Regions from separate parts of the Mus musculus genome. Here region 2 is linked to region 1. A link is a loop called in an ENCODE intact Hi-C map of the cell type or tissue named here. Cell type or tissue: left cerebral cortex. All regions are shown on one strand. Each heading gives the region's core, and the rest is flanking DNA. Links, peaks and the distances in the headings are about the cores only.

Evidence for each region. A loop is a pair of places that touch in the nucleus more often than their neighbours do. Peaks named below come from ENCODE experiments on the same cell type or tissue, not always from the same donor. Only the 100,000 strongest peaks of a DNase experiment are listed, where the experiment ranks them.
Region 2: it touches region 1 in a loop (2.6-fold over the local background); 7 of 42 quality-filtered maps call a loop at or near these places.

The regions. Positions count from the first base shown.
Region 1 is chr16:5,024,010-5,032,341 of GRCm38, reverse strand. It overlaps Glyr1 (glyoxylate reductase 1 homolog (Arabidopsis)), which reads left to right. Exons shown (of 16, transcript NM_001079814.1): 6 at 369-455; 7 at 2,101-2,157; 8 at 2,789-2,839; 9 at 2,935-3,008; 10 at 5,735-5,834. Among named protein-coding and RNA genes, the nearest start is that of Rogdi, 15 kb to the right of the region's middle. In left cerebral cortex, for the core only: no CTCF peak of the experiment used is centred there; no DNase peak of the experiment used is centred there.
Region 2 is chr16:5,070,806-5,079,137 of GRCm38, reverse strand. Ubn1 (ubinuclein 1) reads right to left here. Exons shown (of 19, transcript NM_026666.4): 10 at 6,955-7,084; 11 at 6,713-6,831; 12 at 6,001-6,129; 13 at 5,670-5,816; 14 at 4,766-4,816; 15 at 4,626-4,668; 16 at 1,023-2,246. Among named protein-coding and RNA genes, the nearest start is that of Gm23483, 14 kb to the right of the region's middle. In left cerebral cortex, for the core only: no CTCF peak of the experiment used is centred there; a DNase peak (open chromatin) is centred at 4,596; H3K27ac peaks cover 520 bases.

The DNA.
Region 1 (8,332 bases), core at 311-8,310:
CCAAGTGTACTCTGGCATGCATCCTAGCTTTAATCTGGACAGGTCTCCTCAGCAGTGCCATCTTTTTGCTTTGTTTTTTAAGACGAGATAGATTCCCTCCAACCCACTGTTAGTGATTATTATTCCCATAAAGTATTTTCCTGTGTCTTGCTGGCAGCGTTCTTATTAACCTCTTTGTGACATGCGTGCAGTAGCAGGTTTTGTTAGTACAAAACAGCAAGAACGAGTTGCCCTTTTTCTCCCACGTAGTTGGGTTGGCTTATATTTACACTTAGACCATGGCACTTGCCAGGAGCTTAGTTCAGGGTTGAGTGTGGCCAAAAGGGGAAGCAAAGTGTGCTGATGCTCTCTCTGCCTTTCTCCTGTAGGACCTCACCATCCCTGAGTCTAGCACTGTAAAGGGGATGATGGCTGGACCGATGGCTGCATTTAAATGGCAGCCAACAGCGACCGAGGTAAAGAACTTTCCTGCTCGTAGGACTGTCCACAATGTCAGAACAAGAGCATAGCAGATTTTCTGGCTATGCTGTGTGAGCCTCTTTCCCTTTTCTCCCTTTTCTGGTTTTTGGTTTTGTTTTATTGGAACAAACTACGGAAGTCTGGAGGTTAAAAAAAACTCCATGTTTAGGTCTGAGGTTCCAGGTAGTCTGCCTGTTTAGCATCATATGTGGGATTATAGACCCGCTATCATTCTCACTGTTTAGGGTAGGATTGCTTTTGTGTTGACTGTAAACACCTTGTCTTCCATAAATGCTCTGTTGTTCCCCCCACCCCACCCCAAGGGGGAGGTGATTTTTTTTTTTTTCCCCCCTGGGGAGGGTTTAAAAAAGAGGTTATTTTGTCTTGTGACAGGGTAATCCATGCTGGCCTCAAACTGAAGATCCTTCTGCCTCAGATACCCAAGTGCTGGGATTGCAGACATGTAGCTACCAGTGCAGATGTTGAGTAGCTTGGGGATTGGAGGAGACATCATACTAGCTTCACTGTGCCTGCACCTGGTGCTAGGCAGAGTTATGAACAGCTGTGGAGATCTATAGTCATAGTGACTATAATCAGAATTGGCCCCAGAAAGCCAAGACCTACAAGGGTTTGGCCTCACACCCAAGGAGATCAGTACTCTGAAGGTAGAAGAGTCCTAGAATTGCTGTGGTTTATATTGCCAGGCCAACTATATGCCTGGTGAATGCTTAGTACTAAAATGCAGGAGAGCTTTGTGATATTAGTCCACACAGTTACTAGAGTGATTGATCTCAACCTGCAGAAACATCTGTCTTTTTGTACTTGAGCCTATTTTTCCCTTAGCTAGTATGGCAGTGGTTTATGAAAGACCAGAACTAAGCTGGTGACATAGGCGTGTAGTCCTAGCAAAGGAGCACCTCCTTCTAGTAGGAGGGTCACAGGGTAATAGCCTGCCTGGTGACCAAGTAAGTTGAAGGCCAGCTGTGTAACTTAGATATTATCTCAGAATAAAATGTAAAAAAAGACAAAGTTCAAAAAGCAAAGGTGGGGGCTGGAGAGATGGCTCAGTGGTTTAGAGCACCAACTGCTCTTCCAGAGGTCCTGAGTTCAATTCCCAGCAACCATGTGGTGGCTCACAACCATCTGTAATGGGATCCAATGCACTTTTCTGGTGTCTGAAAGAAGCAAAGGTGGGCGGCTCTCTTTGTGCTCAAGGCCAACCAGACCTATAAAGTGAAAGCGTCTCTTTTTAAAAAACTGGAAAGAAGGCTTGGAGGAGGAGCTCAGTGGTAGAACACTTACCTACCATGGGCAAGGCCCTAAATTCTGTCCCTAGTTCCAGAAATTGAAAAAATAAGAAAAAAAGACGAAGGAAGAGGCAGGCAGAGATCTGAGTTTGAGGCCAGCCTGTTCTACAGAGTGAAGTTTTAGGACTGCCAGAACTACACAAAAACCCTGTTTCAGGAAAAAGAAAAAAAAAAGAAAAAAAAAAAAGACTTAGTTCAGAAATAGAAGTTTCCAGACAGCTGTGAAGGAGACTTAGTTGGAGAAGTCATGCAGCAAGAGGGAGTCCCTCTTCTAGGCAAGAGGAAGGGACTAATAGTGGACAGCTCATTTGATGTCTTTGTCTTTCAATTTCAGCCAGTCAAAGATGCAGATCCTCATTTTCATCATTTTCTGTTGAGCCAAACAGAGAAGGTGAGTGCTCACTTGAGGCAAACGTGTTTATGTTGCCATGGCAACCAGCTGAGTGACAGTGTGGGCCCATGAGGAAATCAGGTGCCAGTGAGATTAAGAATAAACAAAACCTTTAGAACTCAGCCCTTGTGCTGCTAAGCTATCATCACTGCCCTTCAGAGTCTAGGGTGGGAGGAGCTAGGCATACAGCCTGTCCATGCCCGGGAGCTTGCCCATGTGCCTGGTGCCACATCCTGTGGCCCTGTGGTCAGCATGGCCTCTCAACCCTGTATTGCAGCAGGAAGCTTTACTCATGTTTGTGAGGCCAGAGGTTGGGCCAAACTTTGCAAAGATCCCATTGCAGTGGGTGGCTTTGAAAGTGGGCAGATTTCATTTCCAGCCCGGCTCTTCTGACCAACTCCCAAAACGAGGCATATAAGTTGACACCTCTGATGCTCAGAATCAGAGACCTTCGAAGAACTATGTGGAGTGTTGAGGTAATGAGTGTTTACTCTGAATTTGATAAAATTATACGACAAAGAAATATTCTGTGTTACCATCTCACTTTAGGCCTAACCATTTTGGGAAATTACTATGTAGAACTCTTACACTTAATAAATGGTCTTTTTTTTCCCCCTTCCCTCTTTATTAGCCAGCTGTCTGTTACCAGGCAATCACAAAGAAGTTGAAAATATGTGAAGAGGTATGTAGGCTGCCTGCCTTGTTGTAGTTTTTATTTCCCCTGTGGTCTCATCATGGGCAAATTGCTGAACAGTTATTTGTGTTTCCTATCCCTAGGAAACTGGTTCCACCTCCATCCAGGCAGCAGACAGCACAGCTGTGAATGGCAGCATTACACCCACAGACAAAAAGTAAGACCTTGGATCAGCGGCCTCCTGGAGGCTCTGGATTCTATGAGCACTAGGGAGGTGGCACCAAGAAAGCCCTGAGGGCTCTGTCTAAGCCACTGATAACTAATTTGGGAACAGTTTCACTTCTCAAAGGTGGAAGTTGCCATCTCCCCCCAGGGTCTATCCCTTGGGACTAGGCTAAGGACTTGGCTCCATAATTGTCAGTAAGTCTGAGCAACTGTTTCAGAAGTTCTCTGAGCCCCATAAAAATGATGTCTTTTTAAGCACTACCTCAAGCCTGAGATAGTCCTTCTCAGTTGATAGAAGGTGTGGGCTTAGAATTCATGTCCTTGTAAGTAGCACAACTGCCTTTGCTGACACTGCTAGTCTGGGACCATTCTTGGAAATGTAGCTCAGTAGACCCTGTGATGGGAACTTCAAGATTAGAAAGTTTTTGGAGTAAAACCCTTTGTTTTGCTTTACCTGTCTCTGTCTGTCTGTATGTATGTCTCTCTCTCTCTCTCTCATCACCTCCTAGCCTTTCCCATGTACCTGCCGTCAACCTCCCACCTTGCCTAGACTATGGTCCCCAAACCTTCCACACACTTCCTTGCCTTTGCTGCTTCATTGCGAGCCTGTTGAGTCTGCAGTCACTTCGTGAAAAGGGTGTCTATAAGAGACTATCTTGTGAACAATATAACAAGTATAAATTCTAGTTTGTACCTTCCATACAGTTGTCTCACAGACTAAACTCAGTGTGTCTTTTGACAGTTCAAACTGTTGAAATCCCTAGTTACACAAGTTCTTCTTGAACTACCCTCTGCAGTATGCAGAAGATAGGAGCTAATCAAAGGGGAGCTAGAACCCAGAGATGGTAGCGTACACCTGTGATCCCAGCGCTTGAGGCACCAGGATAGAGAAGGTTTAGGAGTTTTAGGCTAACATGGGCTGCTTAGCACAACCACGTCTCAAACAAAGGGTGAAGGCCAGACATAGAAGGTAGATATCCCTTAGTAAGCATTGTATTTGTTTTACAAACAAGACCAGCACAGGGCTAAGGACTTGAGTCCTCATATTCTTACCCAAGATCTTGACTGCCTCTCAAAGCAACTGACTCTTAACATGAGTTTGAAGTAGCCATGAAGCAACTGATCCACATTAATCCACGCTGACACAGAGACTATTGAACTGTCACTTGTCATGATGGAAATCCAGATACTTCATTCATAGATCTATTGGGTTCTCCAAAACACAAAAGGAAAGAATATTTCCCTGTCTTGGTAGACATTCCTAGAGGAAACTGTACTACACAAAAGAGCTATAAATGGCAGAAGTCTAGGCATGGAACCTAGTGGTCAAAGAACCCTGTTTTGTTGAGGAAGGTGGTGGCTTTGGTTCAGATGTTGTATGTGCTCAAACAGAGAGTGTTGAGTCCTGGGTATCCCTGTAAGTGTAAGCCTCCAAATAAAGGAGTAGTTTCTCAAGGGTGCCTGCAGGTTGGATTCCCAAAAACCAAAGGGAAGAACCAAAGAGACTGCACAGAGTCTTCATGGGAATTCTGCAGAGAGCTGAGAGACAACCCAAATAGAAAACAAAAAAAGGTGGAATTTCTGATAGAAAAAAGAGATAAAGATATGTAAGAACCAATTGGGTGGAATGCTTCACTCTGGTCCTCACACTCAGAAGCCTGACACAGGAACATTGCTGTTAAGTTGAGGTCACTGATTACATAGCTGGCCAGACTGAGCTACAAGGTGAGGCTGTATCTCAGTTCTTAAAACAAGGCCCAGAAAGATTGAGTTTGAAGTCAATCTTCAGTAAAGCACATAAGTGAGGATCTAAATTCAGTTCCCAGTTCCCACATGAAACAGCTAGGCATGGTGCTGCAGATCTGATATCAGTGCAGGGACAGACAGGTAGATCTCTGGGACTCACTGGCCAACCAGCTTCACCTGCTTTGCAAGTTTCAGGCCAGTGAGAACCTTGTCTCCAAAAAAAGGGTGGTAATATCTGAAGAATAACATTCAAAGTTATCTTTTGACCTATACATATTCATAATGTACAAGAACTAGAAAAGAGACTTTTAGACAAGATGTAGATCTCTGTACGAGTGCATAAAGATAACAGGAGTAGCAAGCAGCCCCACAAAGTTCTCCAGTTTGAGGAAGGAGTAGGTAGAGAAAGTTTGAGGTAGGCAAAATTTGCTATATGCATGTCAGCTGCAGAGAAAGGAAGGCGTTGGGAACGGTGCTTTCGGGGATGTAGATAGGTAGGTTGAGTGTGAGAACCTGGGAGAACAGATGTCAGGAAAGGGTGGAACATACGAGTCCTAGCATTCATATTGTGGAGGTTGCCTGGCTCTCAGCTCTTTGGCTCTGTGACTTATGCATTTTGGCATGAGTTGGGGTGGTCTGAAAGCCTGGTGCACAGGGTTGCTGATCAAGAAGCCATTCAAGAGCTGTAGCTCAGATGCTTTTATCAGAGCAGCAAGGGGAGGCCTCACAATTGGAAGACTTGCCATGAGCCATGAAGTCATGCTTTGATGGTTAATGGCCATATGCATTTAGGGACCCTTACTGACCGTCTAGGAAAGGAAGAGGTACAGTCCTGGGCCAAGGAGTATGACTCCGTGGTTGACCATTGACCTAACATGAAACACCCCTGGGTTTGATGCCAACACCATTAAAAAAATTGTCATTGGTGCTGCAGGATGCCTTTACCTGGACCAATCAACCTCTCTCTTTCAGGATAGGATTTTTGGGCCTTGGCTTAATGGGAAGTGGCATCGTCTCCAACTTGCTAAAAATGGGTCACACAGTGACTGTCTGGAACCGGACTGCAGAGAAAGTAAGTATCAAGGGTGAGGTTTATCAGGCCTTGGAAAGTGGAGTAACTGAAGGTATTAGACATCTGTGTCTCTACTCGACATTCTGCACCCAGTAAAACAAGAGCTGAGCTTTGTCCAGGCAGAAAGATATGTAGGATGTTGTTATAAAGTTGTAACTATTTAAAACTACTCAAGGTCTAGCCAGACATGATGACACATACCTATAATTCCAGCACTTAGGAGGTTGAGGCATGAGGAGTGCTGTGCATTCTAGGCCAGCCTAGGTTATATAGGAAGTCTAGGCCATAGTGAGACCATTTCTCAGGAGTACAAACAAACCTGCCTTGGTGGCACATGTACATCTTTAATCCCAATACTTAGAAGACAGAGGCAGGTGTACCTCAACGAGTTTAAGGCCAGCCTGGTCTGCAAAACAAGTTATAGGACAGCCAGGACTATGTAGAGAGACTGTGTTTTATTAAGAAACAAAACAAAACAAAAAGCATGGTTCAGCAATTGAAGAGTGGACTGCTTTTCCAGAGGTCTACAGTTCAGTTTCCAGCATATACATCAGGTGGCTCATAACTACCTGTAACTCCAACAGATCCAGTTTCCTCTTCTGGCTTCTGGGTACCTGTGCTCTTGTGTCCATACACACATATACACATACATTTTAAAAAAAAAAAAAAAAAAAAAAAAAACTTTTTTTTTTTTTAAAAAAATACAAATACAAATAATAGTACCAAACAGAAATAACCATTTTTATAAAATGAAGGAAATCCCATTACATGGAACATGTAATGCAGACCCAGCTTCGTCCTTGTAACCACCATACTTTTATCTGTGATGTAGTCCATAATGAGCAAGATGAACAGCAAGGCATTCTGCAGTTAGAAACTGCTACAGGGCCAGGGCTATACAGAGAAACCCTGTCTCAAAAATAAAAAAAGAGAGAGAGAGAGAAACTGCTACAGGCAATGAGAGTATTGTTCTTACATGGAGTGAAGGAGCAGAGACTAGCAAAGTTCTCCCTCTTAAGATATATGCTATGCTTGTGAATGATAACTGCGGGGCTTAAGTTAGAGCTGATCACTAACGGAGACACTGGCGGTAAATGACGACAATATTAACAAAAATATCTTAGGTGCTGGGTGTGGTGGTGTATGCCGTTGATCCCAGCAGAGGCCAAAAGAGAAAAAAAATCTCTAGAGTTTATGGCAGGCCTGCCTATATACAGTGCAAATCCCAGGCTAGTTAGGGTTACATAGCAAGACCCTGTCCCAAAACAACACAGAACAAAATATTTTAGGGTCTGGAGTATAGCTCAGTGCTAGAGCAAGGCTTGGTTCTCTTTCTCAGAAAACTCCACTCCCAAATTTGATTTCTGCTGAATCAGGTGCTTTTCAAGATCACAAAAATGATTGGGGATCCCATCGGCAGTAGGCTCAAAGGCCGTGCACTCCTGTTAGGAACCGAGGTTAAGCACTGTAGATGCACTGCAGTCTGGATGGCCCCATCATTCTCCTCAGGACTGCAGTCTGGATGGAGCAGGTGAGGGCAGACAGGGCATCTGGGCATGTGAGAAAATTTTCCTTTGATGGACGCGCCTCTACCTGCCTTTTTTCTTGATGAGAAAACATAGACAAGATAGCAAAGCATCCAAGAATTGAGTCAGGCAGGCCCAACTTCAAGTCACAGGTGTGCTGTTCACCTTCTTCCTTGGTAAGACATTCTGCAGGGTGACTGCACCTACTTCATAGAGGCCAGAAACCAATAGTACTCAGCTCTAAAGTACCCAGCACCAGGCAAGAGACTTCTGTGAAAAAGCCATTTAATCCTCTGGTAATCGCCTTAGAATTTCTTTTAAGGCGGTGATAAAAATGATCTTTTGGCTGGACATAATAATGCTTGCTTTCGGTCCCAGCACTTGGGAGGCAGAGGCAAGGAGATGTCTGAGTTCATTGGAGGCCAGGTTGGTCTACATAGCAAGTTATAAGCCAACCAGGGCTAATGAGGTTCGTTCTCTCTCTCTCTCTCTCTCTCTCTCTCTCTCTCTCTCTCTCATGAGGTGCGCTCTTGCGCTCACACACACACACACACACACACATTAAAAATAAATAAGTAAGAAGGACTGGGGAGATAGTACGGTAGGTAAAGGTACTTGCCACCAAGTCTAACCATCCGGGTTTGATCACCAGGACCCATATTGTGGAAATGGGGACAGAACTTCCCCTCTGCAATTTGTCCTCTAACCTCTGACCCACATATTCACATACACACATCACTCACTCAGTAAATAATTGCAAAAGCAAGAAAATGTTTTCGAATAGTCCTCTGACCTGATACAGTGTAGACTCAGCTGCTCAGGAGGCTGAGGTAAGAGGGTCTCTTGAGGCCAGACTGACTTGTATGGTAGATACAGTGACACTCTGTCAAAATGACAACAAAGTAAAATGCTCTACTGGTGCTTCTGAAACAATAAAGAACATGGATTGAGTTCTCAGGAAAGAGAGAGTAA
Region 2 (8,332 bases), core at 267-8,266, 47 kb before region 1:
TATGCATATATATGTGTGTGTATATATATTTATATTTATATTTACATTTATGCATATATATGTGTGTGTATATATATTTATATTTATATTTACATTTACATTTATGTGTGTGTTTATGTGTGCCAAAGGAGACCAGAGGCTTCAGAGCTCCTGCAGACTGGAGTTACAGGCACTTGTGAGCTACCTGATGTGGGTGGTGGGTACCAAACTCAGGCACTCTTCAAGAGAGGTAATGTCACCCCACCCCCACCCCCACCCCCACCCCCATACAAGGTTTCTCTGTGAGACTCTGGTTGTCCTGGAACTCAGGGATCCACCTGCCTCTGCCTGGCTCCCAAGTGCTGGGAGTAAAGATGTGACTGCCACCATAGCCTGGTGTCCTGGTCTATGTGCTTTTTTTCCTTTTACCTGCTGAGCTATCTTTCTAGACCTCTTTTCAATTTAAGACAGGGCCTCATGTATCCTGGCTGGTCTCAGTTTGTAGATATGTAGCCAAGTCTTGCTTTTAACTCCTGATTTTGCTTCTATCTATGGGATTATAGATGTGCAACACTACCCTTGGCCAAACTTCTAATTTTACATACACACACACCCTACACCTTCCCTGCTAGGCTCTGTCAAGTCACCATATCCTACAGAGTCCCTTCAAGCTAATCAAAGAATTGCAACCAATAGGTACTGCCACTTTGTACTGAGGTATAAACACATTCTAACTGCTACCTAATGGCTGAAGGTATGTCCATCTTTGAGTCACAGTGCAAAGTCAGGTTCTAGGAAAAGATGTTCCCTCTCTTTTTCCCTCCCTCCCAGTTTCTCTAAGACATTGAGGCTATACCAGTCCTCCATCCACCAGCTAAAGTGAGACTAAACAGAAAACCCAGTACTCCCCCCAGTATCTAATCTCACTTAACTGTCATCATCTGACTTTCTCTTTCAGACCACTTTTACAGACCTGTGAAAGACAACCAGCCTTATTCCCAAAACCTTGAAGCTAGGGAAGGTTGCAAGGTTGGAATACTCACTGGCAAGGAGGTAGACGATGTCACACTACTAACTGCAGCAGGCTTCAGGGAGGAAGTCAGTAATTTTGCCACTCCCTGGGTCCCACCACCAGAATCTCCATTTGGACCTCCAGGTGGAGCTACAAGGGTCAGCTTCTGAGTAACAGGTGTTTTTTTCACAGCAGAACTTGGGGCAGCTCGGCTAGCAGACTGTCCTGCTGAGGGAGACTGCACCCCCGGGAGCGAGGCCCCAGAAACAGAGCTCTGCACTTGGGCTCCTCCTCCGGGCGATGGGCTGCTAGAAGAAGCCCCATGTTTAGAGACTGAGCCAGCGAAGGGGTTATTCTTATAAGACGGCCCCACAGAGCTGGTGGGGTGCAGCTTGGCTGGATGGCTGATGGTGGTAGAGTTTGAGGCTGTCGTCTTATGGGCACTGCTGCTGGAGGCTGGTGAACTTCCAGAGGAGGCTGGCATAGTGGCATGGAATGCCTGGCCTTTGGCTGCTGTCTTTACCAGCTGCAGAAGGGACCGATGACACTGTGGAGAGGTGGCCTTTGGGCCTTGCAGCTTGTTGACAAATGGGGATGGGGGTGTGAAGCTTTTCTGCTGTTGAGTGCCTGCATGAAAGACTTTGACTTGGGGTCCAGGCACAGGAGCTGCTGCCTGGGGTCCATGAGACGTCCGTGGCAAATTGTGGTGCTTTGCTTTGGACGGGTGTAATTCAGGCACACCCTTGCTAAGGGGACCCTGACAGGATAGCTCTTTGAAGCCAGAACCCTCTGGCTTTTTCTCCTGAGAGGACTGCCCCAGTGCTAGAGCCTGCTCAGCCAGAAAATTGAGAGGTGATTGCAGAGCATTTGTGGGGGGTGGTGCAGAAGAGCTGGGCTTTGCAAAGTTCCGTTTCTCTTCTGTACACAAAACACCACCAACTTTTTCTGTTGGTGCTTTGGAGGGTGTAGGCAGTGTGAATTCGGAACTGTTGGCTGCTCTGCTGTTCAACGTAGCCAGCTCCTTAGACACAGCATCAACAGAGGAGGCTGGATTCCTGACGAGGTCTTCATCCAGGGAGTCCTCCAGGGTGACAGAAACAGAGTCAGTGAGGCCACAAGTTGCCTGGGATGGATGCTCCCTGCTGTTTGCCCCAGTGTTCAGGCCTCCGCCCTGATGTTCTGAGAGCAAAGTAGTGGGACCACCATGCTGTCCTGATGGAACAGAAACTTTTTTGTCAAGCTTAACAGATGATTCCTGAAGGAAAATGGAAATGCTCATAGTTAGATGGACTCAAAGATGCCAATAGTGGCCTGTTATGAGGATGTCAACATGTGAATTCAAGCTTACTGGGTAATTACAAGACAAGTGATGGATGAGTGTAGGTACCATGTGTGCTTTGACTTATAGTATTATCTGGTCATATGTATCTAGCTGGTGGAGACTGGTTTTAGGCTAGCACATGCCCACAGCAAAACTTTTCTTCTTTCAGTTTCTGAAATACTACAAGGTTTACTCACTGTACCTGCTAGTTGTATATCAACTGCCTAATACAAGCCCAATTTGGAAGAAATAATCTTAACTGGGATTGGCCTGTGGTGCATTTTCTTGATTTTTTTGGGGGGGGTGGTGGGGAGGTTGGTTTTCTTTCTTTGAATTATTTTATTTATTTTATGTATGAGTACACTATAGGTGTCTTCAGACACACCAGAAGGGAGCATTAGATCTCATTACAGATGGTTATGAGCTACCATGTAGTTGCTGGGAACTGAACTCGGAACCTTTGAAAGAGCAGCCAGAGCTCTTAACCACTGAGCCATCTCTCTAGCCCACATTTTCTTGATTAATGGTTGACGTAGAAAGGCCCAGTTCACTATGAGCAGTGCCACTCCTGGACTGGTGGTCTTGAATGCCATAAGAAAGCAGGCTGATAAACTGGCCATCTCCTGTAACCAGGTAAGACTTCCAATGGAGGGACTGGGGCATCAATCTAGCCACAAAACCTTCAACTTACAATCTGTCCTGCCTACAAGATGTGCTGGGGTAAGATAGAGCAGAAATTGAAGGTGTAGCCAACCAACCACAGGTTGAGCTTGAGTCCCATGCCATAAAAGGGAGCCCAAGCTAAAGATATTGTTATACTTGCAAATAGGAGCCTAGCATAATCATCATCAGAGGCTTTGCCCAGCAACTGATGCAAAAAGATACAGAGATCCACAGCCAAACATTAGGCAGAGCTTGAGGAATCCTGCAGAAGGGAAGTAGGAGCCAGAGGGGTGAAGGACACCATAAGAAAACCCATAGAATCAACTAACCTGAGTCCACACAAGCTCACAAAGATTAAACTGCCAACCAGAAAGCCTGTATAGGACTGACCTAGGCCCTTTGCATATATCTTACAACTGTATAGCTTGGTCTTCACATGGGTCTCCTCACAGTGGGAGCAGGAGCTGTCTCTGACTCTGTTGCCTGCCTTTGAGACCCTTTCCTCCTACTTGGCTGCCTCAATAGAGAGGATATGCCTAGTCTTCCAGCAACTTGATATGCCGGGGCTGCTTGATATCCATGGGAGGCCTCTCCTTTTCTGAAGAAAAACAAAGGAAAAGTGGATTGGGGGGCGGAGAGACTGGGAGGAGACGAAAGAGAGGAAACTGCAGTCAAGATGTAAAATTTAATTAATTAATTAATTAATTAATTAAAAAAGAAAAAAGAAAAAACAGGCTAAATAAGCCATAAGGAACAAGCAGCACTTCTCTATGGGCCTCTGTATCGTTCTTGGCTCCAGGCTCCTGCCCTGCTTGAGTTTCTGCCCTAACTTCCCTGGATGATGGACTATAAGCTGTAAGACAAAATAAACCTTTTCTTTTCCAAGTTGCTTTTGGTAGGGTTTTGCTCTGTTTTTTCCTCCCCTTTCTATGTAGCCCTTGCTGTCCTAGAACTCACAGAGCCTGCATGCCTTTGACCCCAAGTGCTGGGATGAAAGGCGTGTGCCACCACTGATGAGAATTCCTTTCAATTAACTTCTTTTCCTCTAACTTTTCACAATACCTGTCTCCTAGCCATGCTAATGGGATCAGAATAGGATCTATCCCATTGCTCCTGTATCCCCAGTACTTAACACAGTATGTTCTCACAGATTTTAGGAACTTTTCAGATACTCAGGAATAAACATCTGATCTCACAATCTCTTTAAGCAGGGCTAATCGAATTCCTCTGGCAAGTACCAAAGGTCTCTGTTGAGAGATTTCTGTGATGTGTGAGACGGTTATCACATTCCTGTGCTCCATCCATTGTACTTCCCTGTGGTTCTCCCAGGTAACTAACAGCCACTTCTCCCTGCTACTGCTACAAACTTCACAGTTCCACAGCAAGAGTATACTTCTTAAGAAGACCACCACACAAGTGACCTTTCACATTTACAGTGGCCTTGCACTGCACGCTTTTGGGGCTGCTTCAGATTCTTGAGCCCCACAACCACAAGACCTGGGCTGGCTGAATAATGTCGGGAAAACTGCAGCTAGAATTATGTGGCCCAGCTCAGATGGCTGCCTCCTTCAAGAGTGCCACAATCACTCAGGAGATTTCCTGAGCATAGCTTCAGGACAGTTGGCACATGGCCCAAACAGGCTGACTCACCTTCATCTTGATTTTTGAGGGAGCTATTACTTTCTTCTTGGCCCTGTTCAAAGAAAGGAACACAGAAAGGATTCAGAAGAGATCCACACGAAAAGATTAAAATAGCAGAGCCCCAAAAAATAAAATTCTGAGGTACTTACAGAAGTGATGTCAGGTGTCCATGGCCTCGTCGGCTCTCCTTAAATAGAGTCCTGAAAGACAAAGGGCTGGGGTATCATATCTACCCCGCTATGCCACAACTCTGCTTCTAGATTGTTCCTGAAGGCTCTGGAACTCAGTGGCACTTAATCCAGCTGAGGAGGCCTAATATGGCCTCACCAACTTATGTACAGCCATCAAGAAAGTCAATGGCTTTGTTGCAACCTATCATAGCCACAAGTTCCCTAAGGCAGTGGTGCTATTTAAATCCACCTAAGGAAAAAATATGAAGTAGCACATGTAGCATGGTCTCCCCCCCCCTCAGAAACTCAACAAACACTATCTTCATATAACCTAACTGTAAGGAAAGAATGAAAATTCCCTAACTGTAAGGAAAGATGAAAATTTCATGTCTAAAGCACCAATGAATCAAGCCAACACCTTATACCATCTTTATCTAACCACCCATGCCCTACAGAAAGCACATGGGCTCCCTACATGGATGACAGCACACATGAAGGAGCTTCTGGATAGCTCAACACTAAGCTCCAGCATGGAATTAGCACTGTGGCTCCTTGTGAATGAAACTTTTTGGAACCATGAGGCAGTCCCTAAGATGACTTCCATCTCTTAGCCTCTGGTACAGCCACTGCATCAAACAACAAAGTTCATACTGTGAGGAAAAGAGAATGCAGCCAATCTTCCAACTAAAGTGGGATGAGGACTTACAAGAACTGAACTCCACAAATAAGATCCCTCTTATAGATTAAGAAGTCTCCTTTATAGATCCCAGTATGACCCTAAGTACTCAAGTGACATCAGAATGGAATCAATAAGATAGCAACCTATGGGGCAGGGATCATCCCAGTCAGGCCAGATTTCCCTGCCTCAGCACAAAGACCTCACCTGGCTTGCATCCAGCCTTTGGGCCAGAGAGGCTTGACCTCAGCATCCAGAAAAGCTTTCACACAGTCCTCCCAGGCCTGGGCCTTGCTGTTCCTCTCCAGATCACGGCTCTCCAGCTTGATCTTCACCACCTGGCACAGAAGCTCCCTGAGGAGCAGAGAGAGAGATCAGCAACCTCCCACCACCCCAAATGCTGTTTCACAGTCACCACTGTGTGCTTTCAGCAACCCATGAAAGTAATCAATCCTAACCTTCTTTAGCAATATGGGAACAGGCTCAGACACTGGTCTCACAAACCCTCCAATGATGCAAGGTCCCAGTTTGTGCACACCTGATTTCATCATTCCACTGGAATTTCTTCCGGGGCCCCATTATTCTCCGGCCCCCCTTTTCTTCATCCTCTTCTTCATCAGAACAAATCCGTTCTCTCTGCTCCTTGTCTTTCTCTTCCTCCAGCATCCTATAGAGGGAATAGAAGGAATTCTGAGGTCCTCCTGCCCACCAGCTTCCCACTCCTCCCTTCTACAGCACTTTCCTTAAGATCAGAAAGTGCTACATTGCCTAGAGAAAATCAACAAAAACTATCTTCATATAACCTAACCTATAAGGAAAGAATAATAATTCCTGAGGTTCTTTCATTTGTCTAAAGCACCAATGAATCAAGCCAACACCTAACACCATCTTTATTTAACCACCCATGCCCTATATAAAGCACATGGGCTCCCTACATGGATGACAGCACACATGAAGGAGCAATGTAAAAAGTGTTGGAGGAGTGTAAAAAGAAGAGACAGGAACCTGGAGAGATAGCTCAGAGTTTAAAAGCATATACTGCTCTTGCAGGGGATCCAAATTCAGTTTCCAGCACCCTAGCTCACAATCACCTTTAACAACTTCAGGGCATATGACTCTCTTCTGGATTCTGCAAGTTCATGCACATTCCACAGACAACTCACATATATACAAGTAATTTTAAGAGGAAGTAGGAGATACAGGAAGATAATACAGAAAGATGATACTCAAGTGAGATGGGACATACTTACTTAGCAACCTTTGCCTGTGTGTGTGCTTGGCATTCATCCTGGTACTTGGCTACCTGCTCAGGCATAGCCCTACCTATGGCATCCTTGAGCTTCTGGAGTGGCTCTTTCAGGCGCCCACCCTACAAAAAAAGGACACAGTACAGGCTTGGCTCATGAACCAGTCTTACACTGAGGACTCATAACGGGCTATCAGAAGGAGGTAGTGCAGCAGATGGGATCCTTAGGCAGACTCTGCCACCCACCTGTTCGTAGAGGTGAAGTTTCCGAGCACGCTTGACTAGAGCATCCTTGCTGCAGGGCAGGAATGAAGCCAGATAGGCAAACACCCCAGAACGGATTTGGCTAGTCAGCTCCCGAGTTTGCACCTCTATGCTGAAGAACACAACACAGTCATCAATGGCCTGCAGCTCACTGCAAGTTTTCTCTTCCTTAGGTTGCAGACTGGAGAAGAAAGCTAGGCACCAAAAGTAGGCTGATAGTCACACAATGTAACCAACCATGTGGCCACAGCGATAAAATCTCCATCAGCAACAAGAAAAACTCTCAAGCTGAAAGAACTTGGCTAGGAAAAAAGAATCAAGGCTCTTAGGTCATGGATAAGACCAAGTCAAAGGTAGTCAAGAAAACAAAACCAAAGACAAAAAGATAGGAGTATTAAATTTCATAAACAAAGAAAATATGAAAGTTTTAAAAGTGAAAGTAACAAAATGCTTGGAGTTGGCAGGAAATATTTCCTGACAGTATTTCGAAGGTTTATTTTTGTTTTATGCAAAGTGTTTTGCCTATATGTGTATGTCTGTCCCATGTGAATGCCTGGTGCCCATGGAAACCTTAAGAGGACACTGGATCCCCTGGACTTAAAGTTAAAAAGTCAGGTTGTTAAAGACAGTTGTGAGCCACCATCTAGGTACTAGGAACCAAAACCTGGTCCTCTATGAGAGCAATGTCAAGTTCTTATAGGCACTAGAGCATCTTTCCAGCCTTCTCCACATTTTGATTTTCAGTTACTAATTCTATCCATGATCATGAGATCAGGAAAATCCTCACTCTCTAGTGACGCCAGCCAAACAAACAGAAAAAGCCCGAGCTTTCTTTATATGACACAATCAAGCAGGCTCTTTATTGACACAAAACTCTCACAGGTGCTCTTTGAGGCCCTGTGCTGAGCCAAAAGGTTCATCCACATTCTACTCAGTAGAGGCCATTTGTGGAAACATCCAAGCCTTGACAACTGTCCTTACATAAGCAAAGCCCTGCTATTGAGCATCAAGCTGCTCCTGCTACCTAATATAACCAGGAAAGGGGTTGCAAAGCTGTGGCCTGACATGGCTTAGCTTTGTATGCTTGCTGTTGTCCTTATTAATTAGTTCAGACAACCAAGTACCTCAGGTTTTTGGGGCTCTGGGAAAAGCATGACGGGATGAAGAGAAATGGCAGCACAAGTGAAAACGAGGAGGAACCCTGAAAGGCACCTAACTCCCAGCAGACCTGAGGTCACCAGGTTGTCATTCATTCTTCTGCATTCTCTTTTTTCATCGCATACTTGTCAAGAAATCCTCTTCCAACTATGACAATACATGTACTATATCATTTTAATAATGTCCGTTGCTGAAGATTTGT